Regions from separate parts of the Homo sapiens genome. Here all the other regions are linked to region 3. A link is a contact called in ENCODE Hi-C or POLR2A ChIA-PET data. All regions are on one chromosome and are shown on one strand. Each heading gives the region's core, a stretch centred on a gene start or an enhancer-like site at or near the end of the contact. The rest is flanking DNA. Distances are from core to core; before and after follow the strand shown. Region 1 holds the start of PCYT2 (phosphate cytidylyltransferase 2, ethanolamine). Region 2 holds the start of ASPSCR1 (ASPSCR1 tether for SLC2A4, UBX domain containing). Region 3 holds the start of CEP131 (centrosomal protein 131). Region 4 holds the start of ALYREF (Aly/REF export factor). Region 5 holds the start of MCRIP1 (MAPK regulated corepressor interacting protein 1).

The links. A loop is a pair of places that touch in the nucleus more often than their neighbours do. ChIA-PET counts read pairs that join two places held with the same protein, here RNA polymerase II (POLR2A). Pooled maps may share reads with other maps.
Region 1: a pooled map shows a loop between it and region 3 (10-fold over the local background). The contact joins the promoter of PCYT2 here to the promoter of CEP131 in region 3. A Hi-C loop is called at or near these places in 8 of 50 pooled maps. POLR2A ChIA-PET finds 5 or more read pairs at or near these places in 2 of 52 experiments (A673 and activated T-cell).
Region 2: a pooled map shows a loop between it and region 3 (12-fold over the local background). The contact joins the promoter of ASPSCR1 here to the promoter of CEP131 in region 3. A Hi-C loop is called at or near these places in 1 of 37 single-sample maps with no recorded cell type and 8 of 50 pooled maps. POLR2A ChIA-PET finds 5 or more read pairs at or near these places in 2 of 52 experiments (HEK293 and naive thymus-derived CD8-positive, alpha-beta T cell).
Region 4: a loop to region 3 is called in a pooled map, with 8 times the contacts of the local background. The contact joins the promoter of ALYREF here to the promoter of CEP131 in region 3. A Hi-C loop is called at or near these places in 6 of 50 pooled maps.
Region 5: a loop to region 3 is called in a map with no recorded cell type, with 18 times the contacts of the local background. The contact joins the promoter of MCRIP1 here to the promoter of CEP131 in region 3. A Hi-C loop is called at or near these places in 2 of 37 single-sample maps with no recorded cell type and 7 of 50 pooled maps. POLR2A ChIA-PET finds 5 or more read pairs at or near these places in 1 of 52 experiments (activated B cell).

What each region holds. Positions count from the first base shown.
Region 1 is chr17:81,909,489-81,913,992 of GRCh38, forward strand. It overlaps PCYT2 (phosphate cytidylyltransferase 2, ethanolamine), which reads right to left and starts at 1,911. Exons shown (of 13, transcript NM_002861.5): 1 at 1,779-1,911; 2 at 26-114. The coding sequence starts at 1,867. It overlaps SIRT7 (sirtuin 7), which reads right to left. Exons shown (of 10, transcript NM_016538.3): 9 at 4,286-4,392; 10 at 2,451-3,126. The coding sequence ends at 2,928. RefSeq lists silencers at 1,475-1,614, 1,775-2,064, 2,095-2,264.
Region 2 is chr17:81,974,206-81,978,878 of GRCh38, forward strand. ASPSCR1 (ASPSCR1 tether for SLC2A4, UBX domain containing) reads left to right here and starts at 3,424. Exons shown (of 16, transcript NM_024083.4): 1 at 3,424-3,543. The coding sequence starts at 3,442. LOC105371939 (a long non-coding RNA gene) reads right to left here and starts at 3,280. Exons shown (of 2, transcript XR_933953.4): 1 at 3,163-3,280; 2 at 1,763-2,752. LOC124904087 (a long non-coding RNA gene) reads left to right here. Exons shown (of 2, transcript XR_007065951.1): 2 at 1,906-2,130. RefSeq lists enhancers at 2,036-2,809, 2,810-3,581 and a silencer at 3,060-3,919.
Region 3 is chr17:81,220,563-81,225,040 of GRCh38, forward strand. CEP131 (centrosomal protein 131) reads right to left here and starts at 2,403. Exons shown (of 26, transcript NM_014984.4): 1 at 2,207-2,403. RefSeq lists enhancers at 764-1,434, 1,435-2,104, 2,105-2,774 and silencers at 2,136-2,465, 2,626-2,995.
Region 4 is chr17:81,888,725-81,893,442 of GRCh38, forward strand. ALYREF (Aly/REF export factor) reads right to left here and starts at 2,862. Exons shown (of 6, transcript NM_005782.4): 1 at 2,599-2,862; 2 at 1,965-2,096; 3 at 458-605. The coding sequence starts at 2,856. ANAPC11 (anaphase promoting complex subunit 11) reads left to right here and starts at 2,999. Exons shown (of 4, transcript NM_001002248.3): 1 at 2,999-3,117. RefSeq lists an enhancer at 1-880 and silencers at 684-848, 2,879-3,418, 4,299-4,514.
Region 5 is chr17:81,830,900-81,835,211 of GRCh38, forward strand. It overlaps MCRIP1 (MAPK regulated corepressor interacting protein 1), which reads right to left and starts at 2,392. Exons shown (of 5, transcript NM_207368.5): 1 at 2,339-2,392. PPP1R27 (protein phosphatase 1 regulatory subunit 27) reads right to left here and starts at 4,151. Exons shown (of 3, transcript NM_001007533.4): 1 at 3,865-4,151; 2 at 3,604-3,754; 3 at 2,593-2,953. The coding sequence starts at 4,054. The coding sequence ends at 2,830. RefSeq lists enhancers at 342-855, 856-1,369, 2,396-2,909, 3,423-3,935, 3,936-4,312 and silencers at 2,011-2,570, 2,681-2,800.

The sequences.
Region 1 (4,504 bases), core at 661-3,160, 690 kb after region 3:
GGTGGGCGAGGCCATCTGTGCTTACCATCGGTGTGCACGCCTACGATGAGGTAGTCACCCATGGCCCGTGCCTGGCGCAGCTGGTTGGAGTGGCCGTAATGCACCATGTCATAGCTGTGGAGACAGAGAGAGTGGGTGGTCCCTGTGCCAAGGGTGGGGACCAGGTGTCCCTGTGGGTTAGGGGCAGAGCTTTGCTCCTCTGAGGACTCCTTAGGAAGCGCTCTGAGAAGCTGCTGCTGGGAGCCCTGGGACTGGGATTCGGAGGATGTAGGTGCTCAGCTCTCCACCCCACTGGCTCCTGGGCCTGACGGTGGGACCCCTGTGCCAGATCTAGAAAGGGTGGCAGGGGCAGAGATGTCAAGGCCTGGCTGGGTCTAGAGGACTGGTGGGTGCAGGACAGACTGGAGCCCACTGAAAGCTGCAGGGCCACGTGTCCTATCCCCTCACCAAATATCAACTGCCCTGGGCAGTCACTTTAAAATAAGCCGATGTTAACTCTTGGGGTAGGGTTGGATCCTAGACTACCTTGAGACAAGCAAACAGTCCCTGGGGCTAACCCAAAACAAATCCAACCACAAAATAAAACCCTGGGAATCACTGGCCCTGAAAATCCTGTCTCTCCTCCCTTACGGCCTCAAGCTCAGCAGGCTTAACGCTAAGGGTGAACAGCCACTGCCTTGCCACCTGGCTCGAGAGTTTTCATTCACAAATCTAGGTCTGCTAACACGTGAACTCTCAAGCCCAAAGCTACACAGCCCTGCCACCAACTGGGCCTCGCTGCCCTGGCTTCTTCGCCACTTCTTTACAGCAGCGGCCCATCCCCTCAAGTGGACAAAGCTGTCCCTGCCTCTCCAGGGAGAGGTGTGACCCTGGCAGCCCACACAGTGCACAGAGTTGCTCCACTGCACACCACTGCTTCCTCCCAGCACCCCTGCCACAGTGCGCGGAGCCCGGCAGACATGCTGGGTAAAATCTGGCGGGCCCATGTACCCACTGGACAGGCTGGAGGGGAGGAGGGGGCAGAGGCTGGGCCAGGGGAGCACAGTCTGGAATGGGGCTGGGGCCTGGTCAGGGCAAGGTCAAAGTCCACTGACACAAAGCCACATTCCTTTTCCCAGAGGTGACTCGGACACAGAAGACAAGGCCCTGCTTGCTCTCCTGGGAAGGGCTAATCAGATAGAGGCGCTTGCTTCCTGGATTCCATCCGGCAGGCACGTGAAAGGGTCAGAGGTAGCAAATTATCAGTAACGGTCGTCTTCCTTTCACTTGTTGACAACCCGAAACTTTTCTTAAAACAATGCCCTCTGACTGGCCAGGGAAGACCGATCGCATTCTAGCCCCGCGGAGGAGGACCCGGGAGCCCGCGGGCTTCACCGCGGGTCCCGGACAGGCAGGTCGCACCCGATGCCCACCTACAGGGACGCTCGCCCGGAGGCCAGGGGAACCCCTGGACCGGAGCCGGGCAAGCTGGTTGCTGGTGGTTACGGAGAAGCAGGGAGGCCGTGGCTCCAGATCTCAGCGCGGTGGCTGCACCGGAGAGGTCGGCGTGACCGGGCGGGGCCTCCGCCAGAGGTAGACGGGGTCGCCCACGGCAGGGCGCGGAGCCTCTGCAGCCCGACCCTCCCGGCAGGCGAGCCCCGCAGCCTGCCAGCCCCGGCCCATGCCGGACGAGGACGCCACCCAGAACGCGGGCCCGGTCCCCGGGCAACGGCTGGCGCGGCGCCCCGGAAGGAAGCCGGCCCCGGCGCCCCCGCGGCCCGCCCCGGCCCCGCGCTCACCAGCCATCGCACCACACCCTCACGGCGCGCCTGCCCCCCGGGCCCGGCTGCTCTGCGCCGCCTGCAGCCCCGCGCCCGTTCCGGATCATGGCCCCGCAGCGGCGGCGCGGACAGCCTGGCAGCTCCCGGCGACTCCGAGCGCCGCCGCCCGCCCCGCCAGGCGCACGCTCAGCGGCCGTCACGCGGGCCTCACCCGCTGCGCACGGCCAATGGCGTGCGCCGCTCGGCCCGAGCCCCGCCCCCGCCTCCCCCGCCCCGCCTCCCGCCCTCCGCCCCGAGCCCCACCCCCCGAAGGCCGCGCCCCACCGCACCTCCGCGCACGGCCAATGGCGTGAGCCCCTGACAGAGTCCCGCCCCCTCCAAACGCACAGCCAATGGCGTGTGCCGCGCTTTCCGAGCCCCGCCCCCCGACCCACACCTGGCCTCTCCGCACCGCCCACACCTGGCGCTCGGCTGGCGGGGCAGTGCGGCGTGGGGACCGTCCCACCGCCGCCACCTCCGGGAACCTCCACGGGGCGCTGTCCCAACCAGGGGAGTTTTTTTTCTTATTTTTTGGCACAATAATCTACAGTTGTCCCCTGTCCAACCAAGGGAGTTTTAAGCCACGACCGAGCTGCCAGGCGGCAGACCTGAGCCCGGGGAGCCCGCGCCGACCACTCGGGGACACCGGAAGCCAGTGCAGAAACGTTTAATAGAAATAAAAAGGTCTGCATAGAGCCGAGGCTCGGAGCCACCCCTCTGCCGCACATCCAGTACAGAGAGGATTCTATAAAGTTCACACTTTTTCATTAAGTAGTAGTAGAAATACGGTGAGGCCCTGAGACTGGCCTGGTGAGCGAGGAAAGGCCGCTGGGCGCTTCCACTCTGCAGGCCGGGGCTGAAATAACCCGAGTTCCGTTCTCACAGAAAGGTGCGGCTGCCACCTCTTGACACAGAGGCCGGATGGGCAGGTGTCCTCGATGGCCAGGCCGTATCAGGGTACAACCGCAGCAGTGCAAGGGGCTTCCTCAAGGACAAATGGCTAAAAATGTCACGGTGAAAATGTCATCCCCAAAGAGTTCGTTCTCCCTAGACCCGTGGGGGCAACCCAGCCTTCACCGTGACACTGGCCATCTGCAAAGTGCCAACTGTTCTTCATCGAGCACGTGATTACGTCACTTTCTTCCTTTTTGTGCGTTTTGTGCAGCCCCTGCCAAACCAGCCCCCTAGGATGGGGGCCGAGCTAAGCGGTGCACCCCGGTCCCCAGGCGGGGCCTCCTCTCTGCTTCTGCACAGCGACTTCCGACTGTGGCTGCCTTCTTCACCAGCACGCAGGGGAGTCGCCAGTGAGAAAATGGGATCCTGCCACCTGCCAAAAAGGGAAAGCGGCATCAGGCGGGCCTGGGAGCCTCTCGCAGTCACACCTGCCCCAGCTCGGGAAAGCTGTCTGCGGTCCCTGCCTTCCCATCCCCTTCCCTCCCGTGTCAACTGCGGCGGGGCTCTGGTTGGCGGCAGCTTCATTGTTACCAAGCTGCAGAACGGATGTGGGAGAGGTCACCTCTTAGGTGGTGACTCAAAGGTCGGCACCCACACTAGCTCGGTCTCCTCAAAACTCCGTGTCCTTGTCCACCACTGAGCGGCGTGCACACACAGGGTGGGGCAGCAGTGGCCCCAGGGCTGCCTCCGTCTCCAGGGATGAGTCACTAGCAACTCTGGGCCCCACCTTCCACTTGTACCGCTGGGGCAGGTGGACCAGACCCTCTCCCCCTTCCCAGCTGACTAGGGAGGCGTGGCCTACAGACGACCCCGTGAAGAAAGCATGTGTCTGACGGAGATGCAGAACCACAGATCATAACTTAAGATACAGATACGCACTGATAAGGAAAATGAGCTAAGTTAATGTAAAAAAAAAATACAGTACACGATAGCCCACATCACAGAACACCACACACATAACATACAAGAAGTGCCAGGCCCAGAAGGTGAAGGGATCCTTAATTTCTTGAACCCTTTGATTAAAAGAAGTTATTGATTTCCCCTATAAGACCCTGAAAATTCACAGAGAAAGAGAGTGTAAACTTTTTACTCAATACATACACCAAGTCTAAATTATCACAAATTCTGTATTAAGGCACAGTTTGTTTAAGCTTTCCCAAAGTACGCCAACTCCCAAAACCAAGCACACAGATTCTGTCTGACCAGAGCTGCCGAGTGCTCGTCCCCTCCAGATGCTTCCCACCAGGCATCTCGGAGAGCTCCACGGGGAGGCCTGGAGCAGGAGCACGCGGGCAGAATCCCTCTCCCCGCGGGGATTGTGTGTGCCACATCAGCCAGGGCAGGAGTGGCACACGCAGGGTCTCCGCCAACCACCGAGGTCAGGCCCTCTGGAGACCACCACGCTTCAGTCATGCCTCAGGCACCACTGCAAACACCTCAGAGCTTCCTCCACACTCAGCTCACGAGAGAAGACAGACAAGGCCCAGCACACAGAGGTGCGGGGAAGCAGGCTGCTGCAGCGGCTCACTCACCTGCTATAGGCGGGGATCTCCAAGCCCAGCTCGGCCATGAGGAGCCGCATGACGTCATCACACTTCCCATGTAGCTTCAGGGCAGCCCAGTCATCCTTCGGGGTCCACTGAGGACAGGGAAAGCCGAGTGAGAGTAACAGCAGCCCAACCCTTCCCGGTGGCCTGTCAGCCTTGGCCCCTACGGGCTCAGTCGGTGCTCCCTGAGCACCCACGGGGGCC
Region 2 (4,673 bases), core at 2,174-4,673, 750 kb after region 3:
AAAAACTGAAGTATTTAGTGGCGAAGGTGCTCAATGTCTTTACTGCAGCCTCGACCTCCTGGGCTCAAGTGATCCTCCTGCCTCAATCTCTCAAATCGCTGGGACTACAGGGACATGCCACCATGCCTAGCTAACCTTTGTATTTTTTGTAGAGCTGGGGTCTCACTATGTTGCCTAGGGTGGTCTCAAACTCCTAGGCTCAAATGATCCTCCTACTTTGGCCTCCCAAAGTGCTGGGATTATAGGTGTAAGCCACTGTGCCTGGCCAGAAAAAGTTTTTACATGTATATGGAGAGAGAGAAAGAGAATATGATAAAACAAATGGGGTGACATGTAAACACTGATTTATCTGGCTAAAAGATATACAGGAGGCTGGGCGTGGTGGCTCACACCTGTAATCCCAGCACTTTGGGAGGCTGAGGCGGGTGGATCACGAGGTCAGGAGATTGAGACCATCCTGGCTAACATGGTGAAACCCCATGTCTACTAAAAATACAAAAAATTAGCCGGGCATGGTGGCAGGTGCCTGTAGTCCCAGCTACTCGGGAGGCTGAGGCAGGAGAATGATGTGAACCCGGGAGGCGGAGCTTGCAGTGAGCCGAGATTGCACCACTGCACTCCAGCCTGGGCAACAGAGCGAGACTCCGTCTCAAAAAACAAAACAAAACAAAACAACAACTAGCTGGGTGTGGTGCTGCACACCTGTAGTCCCAGCTACTCGGGAGGCTGAGGCAGAAGAATCGCTTGAACCCGGGAGGCAGAGGTTGCAGTGAGCTGAGATTTCGCCACTGCACTCCAGCCTGGCGACAGAGGGAGACTCCATCTCCAAAAAAAAAAAAAAAAAAAAAAGATATACAGCAGGAATTCTTGCTTTTGCAAACTTTTCTTCTCTTTCTTCCTTCCTCCTCCCTCTTCTTCTTTCTTCTCCTTCTCCTTTTTTGAGACGGTATCGTACTACGTTGCTCGGGCTGGGGTGCAGTAGTTATTCATAGGCATGAATAGTGGTTCACTAAGGCTGGAACTTAAGTAATTCTCCTGCCTCGGCCACCGGAGTAGCTAAGACTACAGGTGTGAGCCACCTTGCTCGGCTAAGTTTGAAATAATATCAGGATAAAAGATCATCCCTCCTATCAAAAAAAGCATAGGAGCCAGCTTAAAGGAGGTCTCACTGGCCAAATTCGGACCAATTTGAGCATCAAAAAGAATGCTGACTGAATGAAAAAAATACATGAATTCATATTAATAAATATATATATTTCAAGATGGGGTTTCACTCTTGTCGCCCAGGCTGGAGTGCAATGGTGCGATCTTGGCTCGTTGCAACCTCCATCTCCCAGGTTCAAGTGATTCTCCTACCTCAGTGTCCCGAATAGCTGGGATTACAGGCACGCACCGCCATGCCCGGCTAATTTTTGTACTTTTTTTTTAAGTAGAGACAGGATTTCACCATGTTGGCCAAGATGGTCTCAATCTCTTGACCTTGTGATCTGCCCAACTCAGCCTCCCAAAGTGCTGGGATTACAGGCGTGAGCCACCGCGCCTGGCCATATTTAATTTTTTTTTTTTTTTTTTTTTTGAGACAGAGTCTTGCTCCGTCTCCCAGGCTGGAGTACAGTGGCGTGATCTCAGCTCACTGCGAGCTCTGCCTCCCGGATTCACGCCATTCTCCTGCCTCAGCCTCCCAAATATTTAATAACTTTTTAAAGAAGGGGAAGCTTGACCGAAAGTGACTATAAATGTAGAAGAAACAATAAACTTGGGAAGCCATGATTTTGCAGCTTTACGGTTTAACACTGAATCTACTCATTAACTGATGCTAAAACTGTTGGGCAAATGGTTATTGGGAAAACTTGATGCTTGTGGTCTCAGAGAATGACCTCACGCATGCCTTAATTACTCCACAAGGAGCCACGGACCTTGACCATGGAGGAATTCAGCAGACCCAAAGCTGACCAAGTGGTTCAACTTCACGTCCTCACTCATGGCCACGCTGATGTCCTGCACCTCCTGCTGACTTGTCACCTCCCTTCATCATTGCCCCAAACGTTTAACCAAGGATCCAGACTGTGGGACAGTCTAAGGAAAATAGGAACAGACTCTTCAAAAACGCCACTAAAGAATTAAAACCCACCAGGTGATGTGTGGCTCAGTAAGGTTCTGAGGTTGCACAGAGCATGGGACTGGCTGGCTGGATGGGAGGGCTATGGCTAGCCTGGGGCTTTCCCCAGGTTTCTCCAATGTACATAGATGTCCGTGTTTGTCAGCATACAGGTGTGTGTGGGTGACATGGATATGTCATCGACAGGAAGGCACAACAGCACCCATGCAGAGATGTCCTTAGACTCAGCAATGACTGCCGGGTGCGGTGGCTCACGTGTGTAATCCCAGCCCTGTGGGAGGATTGACTGATAACTGCACCAGTTCCCCCTTCCACAGGCTACTGGGCAGCTGAGCCCTAGCCAGGAGTCCGCAGAGACAGGCAGGCACATGGAGAGAGGAGTGCCAAGGCCCGGCTGAGCCATGGAGGTGGGGGGCGGGGCGGAACACGTGCGAGTGCTGTCCATGAGTGGCCCAGGTGCTGGGAGCTAAGCACATTCGACGGCTGCGAGTCAGGAGGGCAGCTCCTTCTGGAAGCCTGGAGCTGGTGAGGCCAGGTGCTTTCCCTGCTGCGGTGGCTGGCGATGGGAGTGTTTCCTGAGGCTGCCACCAAGCCCCTCCTCAGCATGGGTTGGTGCGGGAAGTCCTTGAGTGCCTGTGGGTCGGCAGGAGCTCCGGTGAGACTCAAGTTCGCTCACCCCACGGTTCTGAAACCGGTCTCCCGCCTTTCCTACCCTCAGGTTTAGGGACCGTCGCGGCAGCCCTAGGGCTGCCAGATTCTGCACTCCCATTTTAGGATGAAAGAAATCAGGTCTAGACTGAGGGCCACGAGTCCCAACACCCAGGGAGGATCCGTACAGGGGCGGGGGGACTGCCCCAAACCATAAGGTCAGGAGGTGGACGCTGACCACAGGGACAGGTGGGCAGGGAAGAGGCTCAGCTGCTGGAGTGGAGGAAGCCGGGAGGGTCGGGGGAGAGCAGGGCACCGAGCTGGGGACGTGTCAGGGACGAAGCGAGGGTGGGCGAGCGCGGACCGCTGGGACCCCGGGGCTCAGTGCCGCTCACCGGGGGTGACCGCGCGCCCAGCCCCGGCCCAGCCTGGCCCCGGCGAGCCCATCCAAGCCGCGCTTCCCGGAGGCAGAGGACGACCGCGCTTTCCGGGTCTGGCGCGGGCTTTGGCGGCCCAAGGGCGGGGCCGGGGCGCCGTGGGTGGGGAAAGGGCGGGGCCTGGCAGGACCCGGAAGTGCGCTGCGGCCCCGCCCCCTGGCCGCGTGGCTGCGCGTCCTGGCTGTTGCCGATAAAGTTGTTTGACGCCGGCCCGGCGGCGGGTCACGTGAGCGGAAAATGGCGGCCCCGGCAGGCGGCGGAGGCTCCGCGGTGTCGGTGCTGGCCCCGAACGGCCGGCGCCACACGGTGAAGGTGACGCCGAGCACCGTGCTGCTTCAGGTGCGGCCGCCCGCCCGGGGCGGACGGGTAGGCGGGCGGGGGGCGCTGCGCCGAGGCCCCGCCCATTGCGGTCGGCGTCCCGGTGTTCGGGGGCGGGGCCTCGGCGGCCAATGAGCGGCCTCCTGAGCGGCGGCCCCGCCCCCTGCTCGCCGTCACCTGCGCTTCCGCTGGGGTCCCGGGGGTCCCGGGGGTCCCGAGTGGGGGCGGGGCGGTGGCGAGCCTTCCCAGGGGTGAGGTAGAACGGCGCCGCGTGTCACCCGCATCGAGTACTCGGCGCCCGGCCGAGCCCAGCTCGCGAGGGCGCCGGGAAGAGGGAGGAGTGGAGCCCTAGACCCGCGTTCCCATTCCGGGGCGTCCCCCGGAGCGGGAGCCCGGGTTGCGCGGTGGCAGATGTCCCGGCCGTGGGGCCTGGAAGCGATTTTTGCCGAGTCACTCACTGCACTTTTACTTGGGCACCTTGTGACCGCGAATCAATTAAATGTAAAAGTATTGGCTGGGCGCGGTGGCTCACGCCTGTAAATCCCAGCACTGTGGGATGCCGAGGCGGGTGGATCACGAGGTCAAGAGATCAAGACCATCCTGGCTAAAACGGTGAAACCCCGTCTGTACTAAAAAAATACAAAAAAATTTAGCCGGGCGTGGTGGCGGGCGCCTGTAGTCCCAGCTACTCGGGAGGCTGAGGCAGGAGAATGGCGTGAACCTGGGAGGCAGAGCTTGCAGTGAGCCGAGATCGCGCTACTGCACTCCAGCCTGGGAGACAGAGCGAGACTCCATATCAAAAAAAAAAAAAAAAAGTATTTATTGAGCCTCTGCTGCGTGGGGGACCGTGAGGATCCGAAGGTGCACACGACTCGGAGTTTGCGGGAGCAGCCCACGGCGTGGGGTCCCCAGGCCTGGGCAGGTGGAGGGCGCAGCCAGGAGGCTGTTGGTGCCAGGCGTGCAGAGTGCGGAAGTGGGGCGCTCCCGCAGAGGCTGCGCGGGACCCCTTGGTGCAAGGCCACGGCTTTGGCTTTTTATGGAGAAGAGGGGCGGAGGCGGTGCAGGCAGTGGCAGCAGGTGCACAGAACCGTGCCAGAGCCAGGGGGTAGCTTGTGCTAGGCAAGTTTAAGGCAGGTTGCAGAACTACAGGG
Region 3 (4,478 bases), core at 1,153-3,652:
CGGCTCATTGCCACCTCTGCCTCCCGGGTTCAAGCGATTCTCCTGCCTCAGCCTCCTGAGTAGCTGGGATTACAGGTGCCCGCCACCACGCCTGGCTAATTTTTGTATTTTTAGTAGAAGTAGAAACGGGGTTTTGCCATGTTGGCCAGGCTGGTCTCGAACTCCTGACCTCAGGTGATTCGCCTGCCTCGGCCTCCCAAAGTGCTGGGATTACAGGCATGAGCCACCGTACCCGGCCCCTAAGTAAAAATACACATTTTAAAAAGGGGTTGCGTGTTGGCCGGGCACAGTGGCTCACTCCTGTAATCCCAGCACTTTGGGAGACCAAGGCAGGCAGATTGCCTGAGCTCAGGAGTTCAAGACCAGCCTAAGCAACACAGTGAAACCCCACCTCTACTAAAAACTTCAAAAAATTAGCCGGGCGTGGTGGCGAGCGCCTGTAATCCCAACTACTTGGGAGGCTGAAGCAGGGGAATTACTTGAACCTGGTAGGCGGAGTTTACAGTGAGCCAAGATCGTGACACTGCACTCCAGCCTGGGCAACATAGCGAGACTCCATCTCAAAAAAAAAAAAAAAAAAAAAACGCGGGAGTGGTTTTGTGAGGTCCAGACAAGATGCTGGTCTCAAGGCCTCAAGGCTGCACCGGGCAAACACTCCCTGGGTAATGTGTTATTCCAGCAGGGGACGGGGGTTCTGACGATCGATCGAGGGGATTAGCTTGGGGATGCTGGCTTCCTTACTTTGGAACTTCTCAGAGCAAACCCTGCCGGCCCCCAGCCCGTCCCCACATGGCACCTCTTTCTGAACGAGTCTTTCTGATCTTTCTGAACGGGTCTCAGCTCGTGCATGTGCCCCTGCCAAAAACCCTGCAACAGCTTCCTAGGCACAGAGAATAAAGTCTACACATCCAACTCCTGCAAGATCTGGCCCTGTACTCTCTGTGACCTCGCCAGCTCCCCTGCTGTGCCCCTTTGTTGTGGCTTTAGCCAACACAGCCTCCCTGGTTCTCCTCAAACTCAGCCAGCTTGGCCCCGGCCAGTCCCCTGCCTCTAGGTCTCAGGACACTCCCTCCCTGCACTCAGAGGCCTTCCTTGAGCACCCATCACTCTTCACTCCCCATCCGGCTCGGACTCCCTTCCTGTGGCCGCACACAGTTGGTTTATGAATTGTGTGGCTCCTGAGCAACCCCAGCACCTGCAGGGAAAGGCACTCAGCTGAACCCGTAGATGAACGGGAGAAGCTGGCGCCAGGGACCAACCTCGAGAATTACCTCCCTGCCACGGTGGCCTCCAGTAGGCCAGCAGGCACCCAGCCTATCGCCCAAGGTCACCCTGGGCTTCCTTCAGCCCGGCACCCCACAGCAGGTCCCCCAAGGTCCCTTCCACGGAGCGATGGATACCCCTACTCCCTAGAGGCTGACCCTGCCACTGACCAGGTCCCAGTCCTCAGTTATGCACTTCCGGCTGTGCGGAAGAAACTTAACACCCTCCTCCTGCAGGGCACTGTCCACCCCTGGCTGGACCCATGCAAGCCCTTGGAGCCCAGGACTCTGCTCTCCCAGCCACACTTGCAAGCGGCTCTGGGATGGCGAACGGGGCCTCTCCATGGAAACCTCCAAGCCAGAAGAAGGGAGGCCTGGGAGGCCACTACATCTTGGATAAAACTGTGTCCCTCCCAGGACCTGAAGGGGCGGGGACTGATGACCAGCGCCAGGACCTGGTTCCCAGGGTGGGCTGACCCTGACCCTGACCCTGACCCTGGACAGAGAGGCCAGAGCCCACGCGCAGAGCAGAGCCCTCCACTTGTCCTCAGGGCAGCTCCCATCTCCCCATTTTCCCCAGGGCTTAAGGCAGCCGGGCCAGAGATGCCGGGACTGGACTCCATGTTGTCCTGGGGACCGGAGGGGAGTGGAGGGAGGTGGAGAGGGTGGAGGGGATGGAGGTGGGGACCCACACCCTCAGGCACGAGCCTGTCTTCACCTGCGCGGGCCCCGGACCTCCCTCACCTGTGCGCACCCTGGATCCCCCTCACTTCCCCCGGATCCCGCCTTCAATTGCGCGGGCACCAGATCCCCCCACTCACCTGTGCGTGCCCCGGATCCCCATCACTTCATCACTGGACCAGGGCCTCCCACCTGCGCGGGCTCCGGACCCCTCCAACCTCCGTGCGCCCTGCAACCCCCTCCCTTGCCCGGGCCCCCCTCACCTGCGCGGGCCGGGGGCGCAGCCGCGAAGCCTGCCTGGCGCGCGGGGCCTGCAGATTCGGCCGGCGGGGAGGGGATGCGGAACCAGTCGCGCCCAAACCTCGGGTCGGCGACCTGGCGCCCCGCCACCCCCAACACTGCCCCGAGGCCCGGTGACAATGAAGCGGCCGGACGGCCGGGGTGAGCAGCGGCGGCAGCTAGCAACCAGCCTGGCACCACCTCCCCAGCCCGTCACGCCGGCCCGCCTTTCCTGCGCGCGCCGACTCCGGATTGGCCCTTCACGCTCCCGCTCAGGCCGTCCCGGGAGCTCATTGGGCCGCTCGGCTGTCCTTCGGGAAGTTCAAGCGTGGGAGGAGCGGCGGATGGCTGAGGGACGCGACTACAGAGAGCGGCCGATTGGACGCGGCTGGAAAGGGGCGGGTCATATAGGGGGCGGGGGACCGAGGGCGGCGGGAGGAGCTGGCCGGGCAGGGGCGGGGCCCCAGCGGTTGTGGGCGGGGCGTGAGGTGGGGGTGTGATGGGCGAGTAGGGCGAGGCAGATGTGGGCGGGGCAAGGCAGGTGTGGGCGGGGCACGCAGGGCCTGGGGAGGAGACACCAGGGAGGGCGCGAGGAGCACGCGGCCTCGGCTCGGCTCCCCGACACCCCCAGGCCGCCGCACTCCCGCGGCCCGGGGCTCCCCCAGTGTCCTAGGCCGCTCTGTCCCCACCCACGTGCGCGACTCCCCTCGTTACTCAGTACGACTGCGAGGGCGTGTGGGCGCCTTGCTAACCTCCCTGACCTCCTTCCCTTCGCGCTGCTTTGTTGTTTTTTTTCCTTCTCCAAAGTTTTAACGCTGCGCCCCGTGCGTAGCCGCTCTGTGACTCCCCCTCTCTCCGGGAGCCCTGGGGATTCCGCCCAGGTCCTCTCCAGGGAAGCCATCCTTCCCCTAAAAGTCACAGCACACTGGTCTCCCCTGCCCCCGCTTTTTAAAAAGTCCAGTGCTCTGTAAAATAAAAAGTTTGGTTTCAGTAAAATCCACATTTTTTGGTGTGCAGTGGAGTTGTGTAACTTTAGTTACAGAACATTCTCCCTCCGGATCCCGTACCTGCTGACTGCTGGTGGCGGCTGCTCAGTTCTCTCTGTTCTCCATCCCTAGAGGCAGCCTTTTCCAGAATGTCACACAAAAGGGATGTCGCGCAGCGCGCCTGTGGGTCTGGCTTCTACCACTTCGCATTTTGAGATTCATGCTGGTTCCTCTTTATTGCTGAGTGGTATCCTGTAACCGGTGTGAACCACCGGTTCAGATGGTTTTATTTATTGATGGTTTTATTCATCAAATGAAGGACGCAGAGATTGTTCCTGGTGCTTGGCAATTATGAATGACGCTGCCATAAACATTCACTCATCGGCTTCTGTGTGGACACAACTTTTCATTTCTCTTGTGTAAATACCCAGGAGTGGGGTTGCTGGATCAAATGATTGTTTATAAGAAACTGCCGGCCGGGCGCAGTGGGTCCCACCTGTAATTCCAGAACTTTGGGACACTGAGGTGGGCGGATCACCTGAGGTCAGGAGTTCGAGATCACCCTGGCCAACATGGCAAAACCCCGTCTCTAGTAAAAATACAAAAAAATTACCCGTGCCTGGTGGCGTCTGCCTATAATCCCAGCTACTCAGGAGGCTGAGTCAGGAGAATCGCTTGACCCCAGGAGGCAGAGATTGCGGTGAGCGGAGATCACCACTGCACTCCAGCCTGAGCGACAGAGCAAGACTCCATCTCAAAAAAAAGAAAAAGAAAAAAAAAAGGAAACCGCCAAGCTATTTTCTTTTTCTTTTTTTTCCTTTTTTTTCCGAGATGGAGTCTCCCTCTGTCGCCCAGGCTGGAGTGCAATGGCATGATCTTGGCTCACTGCAAACTCCACTTCCTGGGCTCAAGCAATTCTCCTGCCTCAGCCTCCCGAGTAGCTGGTATTACAGGCACATGTCACCATGCCAGGCTAATTTTTGTATTTTTAGTAGAGACAGGGTTTTGTCATATTGGCCAGGCTGGTCTTGAACTGCTGACTTCAGGTGATCCACCCACCTCGGTCTCCCAAAGTGCTGGGATTACAGGCGTGGGCCACCACATCGGCCTACTAAGCTATTTTCCAAAGAAGTTGTACAGCTCTACGCTCCCACCAGTGCCACAGGTGTTGCAGTTGCTCCCCATCCTCCTCAGCTCTTGGTATTGTCAGGGATTGGTTTTATTTGTTTACTTATTTATTTATTTATTTATTATTATTTTTTTGAAACAG
Region 4 (4,718 bases), core at 1,612-4,111, 670 kb after region 3:
AGATACTGGTGGGAGAACAAAATGGCAAGGAAGCAACCCCACCAACACCTCCTCACTCCTTCTCAGTCCAGACTAGGTGGGCTGCTCGCTGAGGTATCGGGGTGCTCGTGGGTGGAGAGGTGTGGGTGACCTGACGAAGAAGAACCGGTACCTTTGTCTTTACGACTACAGCCCCGCACTCAGAGGTGTACTATGGCGGTTCTGAGAAGGCTTCACAGAAGTGAATCTTCCGGAAGGAGCTGAAGGAGGGGAGGGATGTAGCTTGCTGGATGGGGGTTCACAAGAGGTTGGTCCAGATGTGTGGGGCAGCATGAGAGGTGGCAGATGGAAGAGAGAGACAAAGGGGCAAATGCAAAGTGTCCTCAGCCACAGGGGTACCCCATATTCCTACCTGGACAGGTGCCAGCCCCAAACTCCACAAGCCCCACAGTCAGCGTGGGTCCACCCCCAGACTCACCATCCAGAGGGACGCCGTTGTACTGCTTCATGGCCTTCAGGGCATCTGCCTTCCGCTCAAAGTGCACGTCTGCTGTTCCTAAGCTGCGACCAGAGCGATCATAGTGCACAGCCGCCTTCTTCAGCGTTCCAAATTCAGCAAAGAGTTCCTGGGAGTTGCAGAGAGCAGTTGTCAGAAAAGCAACAAAACTGCGTTCCTTCTGGTGGCCCAGGGACAGGCCCTGGAAGCGTGAGTTGCTTTGGGGGTGGTTCTCTGGGAGGCAGGACAGTGGTTAACGGGAAATGAGGGAAGGGCGGGGCAGGAGGGACAGCAACTTCCAAGAGCACCTGGGTCTGAGGGCTCCTGCCATTGTGGGGACCTGACACGTGTACCACGATGCAGGTAGAGGAAGCTGCAAAGCCCACTAGCAACGGGCACAAAATTAAGCCACTATCCTCTTCAACAAAGGAAAATGTACAACACACCCAAGGGCTGTTCCAAGAAACGGTAAAGGCCAAAATCAAGAGCAAGGGAAGCAGTCCGATATCAGACCAGCTTGAAGGGCCTGTAGATTCGGGAGCCCTGACCCCAGCCCCTCCCCCAAAGGCAGATTCTGGCTCACCTTTCCCTCTCCTCCTACTCAAGCCTGCGGCAAAGTCTGAAGTCAAGCGCTGTCATGGAAACTGCCCTGACCTCAGGCAGGCTGGGAGTTGGAGAGGGAACCCAGAGTGTGGGGATACTCCGGCCGCAGGCACACAGCGGGAACTGGAGTTCACCAAAAGCGGTTTCCAGTGGATGCTAGAAACCACCTTAAAAAAAGTGTTGAGACACTGTGAGTGCTCACTGGCCCTACTCTGTCCTCCCAAGGCAAATGGCTGGGCTGTGGGCAACTGAACCCTGCCCAGCCATCTCCAAAACTGATTCCCAAAAAGTCATTTCTTAACCAGAAAACAAGTTGAAATGCCATTGGGATTCAATTTTTCTTTTTTTAAAAAAGAAAAGCTTCAACCAAAGATGGATTTGAGAGTCATGTCACTGACGGGACACGGCGGTGGGGAGTGATAAAACCACAGCGTACAAGGTCTTTATAAGACAGTACTCAAGGCAAACAGAGCCAGAAAAACAGACTCCCTGTGCTTCACAAGATACATAAAGAAGATTCTTTTTCTCACATTAACCCACTAAGACAGGCACAAAATTTAAAAAGCAACTGGGCTGGGTCTAACAGCCAAAAACCACTCACATTTGGTCAGTCTTTGTCCCTGTTAGAAACTGGAAGCCCTGGCAGGGGATTTTCACTCACAGAACCCATCTTCAGACTAACAGCAGCAGTTCCTCAGGCTCAGCTAGGCTCGCACCTGCCTGCGCACTGACCCCGGCTTTACTAGCACTGGGTCTGTCCTGCAGCCCTTCAGAGCTGGGAGGGCTCCCTTCGCTAAGGCGGGAAGGGGACTCAGGGCCACATCCCCAAAATCACGATCCGTCCTGTGCAGGGCGAACGGCTCACCGAGAAGCCCTCGTCTCTTACCTGAATATCGGCGTCTGAGACTCCAAAATCCAGATTGGACACCAGCAGTTTCCCACCTGTCTCCACGCCGGCACCACCGCCGAAGCCACTGTCGAAAAGATCGTGCTGCCACTTGTCGGGAAGTTGTTTTGGCTGAAAAAAAAACCGCAACAAGAGCAGATCTGTGAGTCTCAGTCCAGGGCTTTCCTGACCCTCACGGCTACTCCGGACCCTTCCTCTTCCCGGCCTGAGAGGATCCGGCCGAAACGGGGCCGCCAGCGCTCCCTCCGGCGCTGCAGCTGCCCCAGCCCGAGGCCGCACGGTCCCACCGCGGCCGCACAACTTCAGTTCCCTTAGACTAACTTCCCGCCGCCTGTGCCGCGCCCAGCGTCCCCTCCTCTCCTGCCACGAGGCCCCAACGTCCGGAACAAACAAAGAGCTGGGAAGGGTCTCAGCCTCCGGGACCGGACCCCGAAAGAACGACCTCGCTCCCGCCCACCACCCCCTCCGCGCCCACACGCACCCTCCGGACCTCCGGGCGGCCGCTCCACCAGCCTTATCCACCCGCCGGCCCGGGTCTCCGCCGCGAGCGGCCCCGGCCCCAGCCCCGGCTGGCCCCCTCCCACTCTCCGGCGCGGCCGGCCTCCGCACTCACCCTGCTGTAGGGCGCCGGTCGGTTCCTGCCGCCTCCGCCGGCCGCGCCGCGGGCGATGGCCGGCCGGTTCCGGATGGGCCCGCCGCCTCGATTCACTCGCGCGGCGGCCTGCGCCCCACCGCCGCGGCCGCCCTGGGAGCCGGCCCGGCCGCGGCCCCGGCCCCCGCCCCGGCCGCCTCGCTGGCTCCGGTTCAGTTTAATGATGTCGTCCAGAGACATGTCCATTTTGTCGGCCATGGCGGGCGCGGAATCGGGCATCGGCTCGAGCCCGCGCGTCAGCACGCCGGCACGTCACTTCCGGCGCCGCGTGAGGCCTTCCGGTGCCACGGCCTCGGAGCGGCTGCTGATTGGCCGCTGGCGGACGGCTGCGCGCGCGGGACGGGGTGAGGCGGGGAGGCGCGTGCGCACTGGCGTGCGAGACTCGGCGGGCGCTGTTGAGGGAGTCGGGCCGCGACTGTGGTCGTTTTTATACCTTCCCGCGCGGACGCCGGCGCTGCCAACGGAAGGGCGGGTAGGGCGGTGCGTGATTAGGTTGGCGAAGGTGCGAGGGCGCAGGGGGTGGGGCGGCGGCCGTTGGAGGCGGAGCCTACGCGCCCCTCCCTCCCCGCACGCTCCGCCCGATCGGCCAGGGCTGGGGGCGCTGGGGGCGCTACGGGCGCGGCGGGTGCCTGGGAGCTGCTGGGAGTCCTTGTTTCCGCTCCCGCCCAGGACTGTGCGCTCGGCTCGCGGTGGGGTCCGGCGGGCGCGGCTTCGGCGGGCGGCAGCCGCTGCAGACGAGCTGCGGGTTGGTTTTTTGGTCTCCACCTGCAGCCCCCCCAAGTCTGCACTGTCACATTTTGCCAGTCATATCCTTTACAAGTTTTCTTGCGGGCCGGGCGCGGGCCTCACGCCTGTAATCCCAGCACTTTGGGAGGCCGAGGCAAGAGGTTCGCTTCAGCCCAGGAGTTTGAGACCAGCCGGGGCAACATCGTGAGACCCCCATCTCTAAAAAAAAAAATGAGCTGGGCATGGTGGTGCACTTCTGTACTACCAGCTACTTGGGAGGCCGAGGTGGGAGGATTGCTTGAGCCCAGGAGGTCGAGGCTGCAGTGAGCCGTGGTGGCACCACTGCACTCCAGCCTGGGCGACAGAGCCAGACCCTGTCTCCAAAAAAAAATTATTTTTGCAACTTATTAATGAAAACCAGTGTGCCATTTCATTGATTTTTTTTTTTTTTTTTTGAGGCAGTCTCATTCTGTCGCCCAGGCTGGAGTGCAGTGGGGCGATCTCGGCTCACTGCAACCTCTGCCTCCTGGGTTCAAGCGAGTCTCCAGCGGCAGCCTCCCGAGTAGCTGGGACTACAGGCACGTGCCACCATACCTGGCTAATGTTTGTATTTTTAATAGAGACAGGGTTTCGCCATGTTGGCCAGGGTGGTCTTGAACTCCTGACCTCAGATGATCCGCCCGCCTTGGCCTCCCAAAGTGCTGGGATTACAGGCATGAGCCACCACACCCAGCCCATTTCATGGATTTTAAGTTGTTTTGAGATACTTGCTTTTGTTTTTGTTTTTTGAGTCAGGGTCTCCCTCCGTCACCCAGAGTGGAGTGCAGTGGTGTGATCTTGGCTCACTGCAGCCTCAAACTCCTGGGCTCGAGCTATCCTCCCACGTCAGCCTCTCAGGCAGCTGGTGCACGCCACCACAGCTGGCTTTTTTTTTTTTTTTTGAGACAGTCCCACTATGTTGCCCAGGCTGGAGTGCAGTGGTGCGATCTCGGCTCACTGCAATCTCTGCCTCCCAGGTCCAAGTGATTCCTGTGGCTCAGCTTCCCGAATAGAGCTGGGAGCTGGCGTGATCTCAGCTCGCTGCAACCTCCGCCTCCCAGGTTCAAGTGATTCTCTTGCCTCACCCTCCCGAGTAGCTGGGATTACAGTTGCCCACCACCACACCCGGCTAATTTTTTGTATTTTTAGTAGAGACAGGGTTTCAGTATGTTGGCCAGGCTGGTCTTGAACTCCTGACCTTGTGATCTGCCTGCCTCAGCCTCCCAAAGTGCTGGGATTACAGGCGTGAGCCACTACGCCTGGCCTCTAATTTTTGTTTTTTTGGTAGAGATGGGGTTTCACCATGTTGGCCAGGT
Region 5 (4,312 bases), core at 1,142-3,641, 610 kb after region 3:
TCATGCCTGTAATCCCAGCACTTTGGGAGGCCAAGGTGGAAGGATCATCTGAGGTCAGGAGTTCGAGACCAGCCTGGCCAACATACAGTGAAACCCCATCTCTACTAAAAAAAAATACAAAAATTAGCTGGGCGTGGTGGCACATGCCTGTAGTCCCAGCTACTTGGGAAGCTAAGGCAGGAGAATCGCTTGAACCCAGGAAGCAAAGGTTACAGTGAGCCGAGATTGTGCCACTGCACTCCAGCCTGGGCAACAGAGCAAGACTCTGTCTCTCAAAAAAAAAAAAAAAAATTAGCCAGGCATGGTGGTATGCACCTGTAATTCCAGCTTCTCAGGAGTCTGAGGCAGGAGAATCGCTTTATACCCAGGAGGCGCAGGTTGCAGTGAGCAGAGACCATGTCACTGCACTCCAGCTTGGGAAACAGAGACAGAGCAAGACTCTATCTCAAAACAAACAACAAACAAACAAACAAAAAAGGGCCCCATCTCTGCTCTCTGCCCTCAAAAAAAAAAAAAAAAAAAAAGAACGAAAGGGATGCTGTTGATTATCAAGAATGAAACAACTCTTCTGGGTAAACTGGAATGTAGAGTCAGCCCACTCTTAGGAAGGTGGAGGCCCAGAAAAGCACTGGGGACTGAAAGAAGAGACTGCCACCAGCCACAGCAAACACTTGTCGGGCTAAGGGCAGGGCAGCCACCACGCTGGGCCCTTACACACATTGCCCACATCCCCACAGCTGGACCAGAAAGATACCCTGAGAACTTCCAGTTCAGCGCTGAAGGAGCCTGCCACCAAGCAGCGGTGCCCCTCCCAGGGCCTCCGGGGCCACAGCATTTGGGGCTCAGCCCGAATGCTGCAGCTGGCCTGAGCCTCCCAAAGTCTGCCTCCACTCTGCCTGCACCCTACAGCAGGTTTCTGGACTCCCTGAAAGACCCACTCCCTACTGATACCCATGTGGCTTTGCTCAGAGACTGGCCCTCCCTCCAGATAGGGAGGGGAGTCGCATTGGGTAGAACTATGTAGAACCTTCCTCCTCCAGGGGACCCAAGGGCTTTAGAGACTTCCAGGTGGGGAGGGGACAGAACCCCAGTCTCTGGCCTCCCAGTCCCAAATTCTTTCCCCCACACAGCCACATGCCTAAGAACAGGCCATGAGGTAACACTCCAGCAACGTGACAATAGTGAGGTTCCAGAGTTAGAATCAGTGACGCCATCGCTAGTCACCATGCTCCTCCGGAGTTTCTGAGATTCAAAGTTTCTAAGACTCCACTTTCTCTTCGTGTTCTGTGTCTTTTTCAGCCAACGAGGCTAGAAAATGATCTATTGCCCAAGCAGGCGCACGAGGATACGGCTGTCACAGCTGCCACACTGGCACCTCGTGGTCCCTTGAAGACCGCCCAGGGAAAGCCTCTAAGCGCTGCACCACCTCCTCACCCTCTCCCCTGGGTGGTGGCAGCAACAGCCTGAGCGTGTGCGCCCTCCTCCCCATCCTGATCCCACTCAAACCACAACCTCCCCTGACTCGCCCCAAATCCAGCCCTGTTGGCTCTTCCTTCACGTCCCACTTCCCACCCTCTCTACACGTTCTCGCCACATCCCACCCAAAGTCCACTCACTGGTCCCTGTTTACACCTCAGGGCCTTTGGTCAAGCTGTCTTCTCTGCCCAAAACTATCCTACTCATCCTTGGGGATCCAGCTGAAAGACCACCTTCCTGCGACGGCTACCCAGGGGCAGGAGGGAGAGAAGCACAGCCCGTGCCCCGTATGGCTCCCGCCCCCGCGGTCACAACCACCGCCCAGTGAGTGCCTAGAAGGCAGGCGGAGGCCCCGTTCTCCCCGTTAGGCCCAGCATCACCGCCCGGGGAGACGGGAAAGAGGGCAAGGCCGAAAAATGGACAGAAAAAGAATGCGGACGGCCGGGCCCGCGGCGCTCCGAGAATCGGAGGCATCCTCAGGCACGGTCCCTCCAGGAGACCGGGAAAGCGGGGCTCTGTCAGCCCCAAAGCCCCGACGGCGGCAGAAGGCTGGCCCGCTGCGAGCGTCCGGCGGCGCTGGGTCCCCGGCACCTGCCCCTGCCTGGGCGGGAAAGGCGCTCAGTCCGAGCCGCGCCCTCCCCACGCGCGCTCCCAGGCGCCCCGCGGGCCGCGCCCTCCTGCAGGTGCCGGGCGGGGAACGCGGGCCCCTCCCTCGGACCCCGGCTGCCCGGCCACTCCCCCGCGCCCGGCCCCGCCCGGCCCTGCAGGGCACCCGCGGCCGCGCGGCGACACCAGGGCGGGGCCCAGCCGCGCCCGCCCCGCCCCGCCCCGTCCCCGCCGCCCGGCGCCGCACCCGCCTCACCTCGCCCCGACCCGCCGCCACCGCCTCTTCCAGCTGGGAGGCCCCGCCGGAAGTGACGCCACCGCGGGCTGCACAGGCGCAGGCGCAGCGCGCTCTCACGTGACCGCCCGGCTGGCGGAGGGCGGGGGCGGCCGGGATTCCCGTGCGGGGTTGGGGCTCGTGGCGGAAGCTCCGGACCTCCCTGGCCCGAACGGTGAGCGCCGCCGGCCACTGGGAGCGGCCAGAGCCCAGTAATCAGGACACCACCACAGGGACCACGTGTGTAGACCCAGGCCCCCTCACCTGGGAGTCACGTTTATTGAAAAAGTAAAAAGTGTCACAGTAAAAAATTCACCTGGGGACAAAGCCAGGCCTAGGAGGGGTGGCGGGGTCGTGGAGGGACGGGTCCGGCCGCCCCTGGCCCACGGGTGGGGCACGTGCTGGCCCATGGGCGACGCGCGGCTTCTCCAGGGAGGCGGCCCTGGGCGCGGGGGCGGGCGGGCAAAGCTGGCTCAGTCCATCGTGGTCCCTTTGAAGAGCTCCACCAGCTCCTTGTAGTCCGGGTCGATGAGGTCGGAGGGCAGGTCGCCATCGTCGTTGGTTGCATCCCTGTCCGCTCCCAGGGAGATAAGGTACCTGGGGTGTAAAGGTCGCTCTGGCTGAAGCGGGGAGGAGCCAGGAGAGTGCTCGCCCCAACCCGGGTCAGAGGGCCAGAGTCCTGGGGTCACCTGTGTGTCCCCCACCTTGGGGTCCTAAGGTCCGGGTAGGGTGAGGAGGAAGAAACCTGACCCTTTGGAAGCTGTGGCCAGCTTTTCAAGTTGGTTCTATTGAGGACAAAGGCAGAAACAGGATTCCAGAAGCCTCTAGGGTTTGCAGGGTTCTTTTTTTGTTTTTTTTGTTTTTTGAGACAGAATTTCGCTCTTATCACCCAGGCTGGAGTGCAATGGCATGATCTCGACTCACGGCAACCTCCACTTCCCGGGTTCAAGTGATTCTCCTGCCTCAGCCTTGAGTAGCTGGGATTACAGGCGCGCGCCACCACGCGTGGCTAATTTTGTATTTTTAGTAGTGAGAGGGTTCTTGTCACGAACTCCTGACCTCAGGTGATCCGCCCACCTCGGCCTCCCAAAGTGCTGGGATTACAGGCGCAGGCGTGAGCCACCGCCCCCAGCCTCTAGGGTTCTTGCCGACACCACCCGGGCTACATTTTGGGGCTCCCATCCTGGGGACCCACTGAGGCCCGGAGGGGTCGGGTTCAAGCCTGTGTAGACCCAGGGCCCCCTCACCTGGCTATGTCAGGGTACCCATCGCTGCAGGCAATGTGCAGGGGTGTCCAGCCCGCCTCATCTCGCTGGTGAATGTCAGCCCCGTATTTGACCAGCAGCTTCACGCATTCCAGGTTTCCAGAGAGCACGGCTTCATGCAAGGCGGCCAGGCCTGGGCAGGGAGGACGGGAGGGGTCAAGACTGAGCCCCAGGTCAGGTCCTCCTTGCTGGCCTCTCCCACCACCCCACAGGCCCTGGCCAGCTCTTCCAGGCTTTGCTCACCTGAGGGGTGGATGGTGGCCAGGGAGACTTTCCGAGTCCGGATGAAGCGCCCCACCTGCTCCAGGTCACCCTGCCGGATGTGGTCCAAGAACAGGACATCATTAGGGAAACGCACGCTGCGATCAGCCAGCATCCGCCGCCGCCGCTGCCGTGGGCTGTAGCGGGCATAGCGGGCAGTTCTGCTAGGCATCTTGGGCGCTGTGGGGCAGGTTGCCCCTGGGGACCCTACTGCACTGGGGTTAATAATGTATCCGGTCCCGACCAGATCAGCTTGAGGGCTCCTGTCGGACGAGCCCCGGCCTCTGACTTGCTTATATAGGGCTCAGGGGCTATATAAAGCTGCACGGTCATCCTCCCCGGCGCGAGGGGCTGAAACTGAGCTGCACCCCCGCCCCGCACCCCAGATCATGTTTAGTGACTCATCTTTCAGCCCATCTGTCACCGTGCC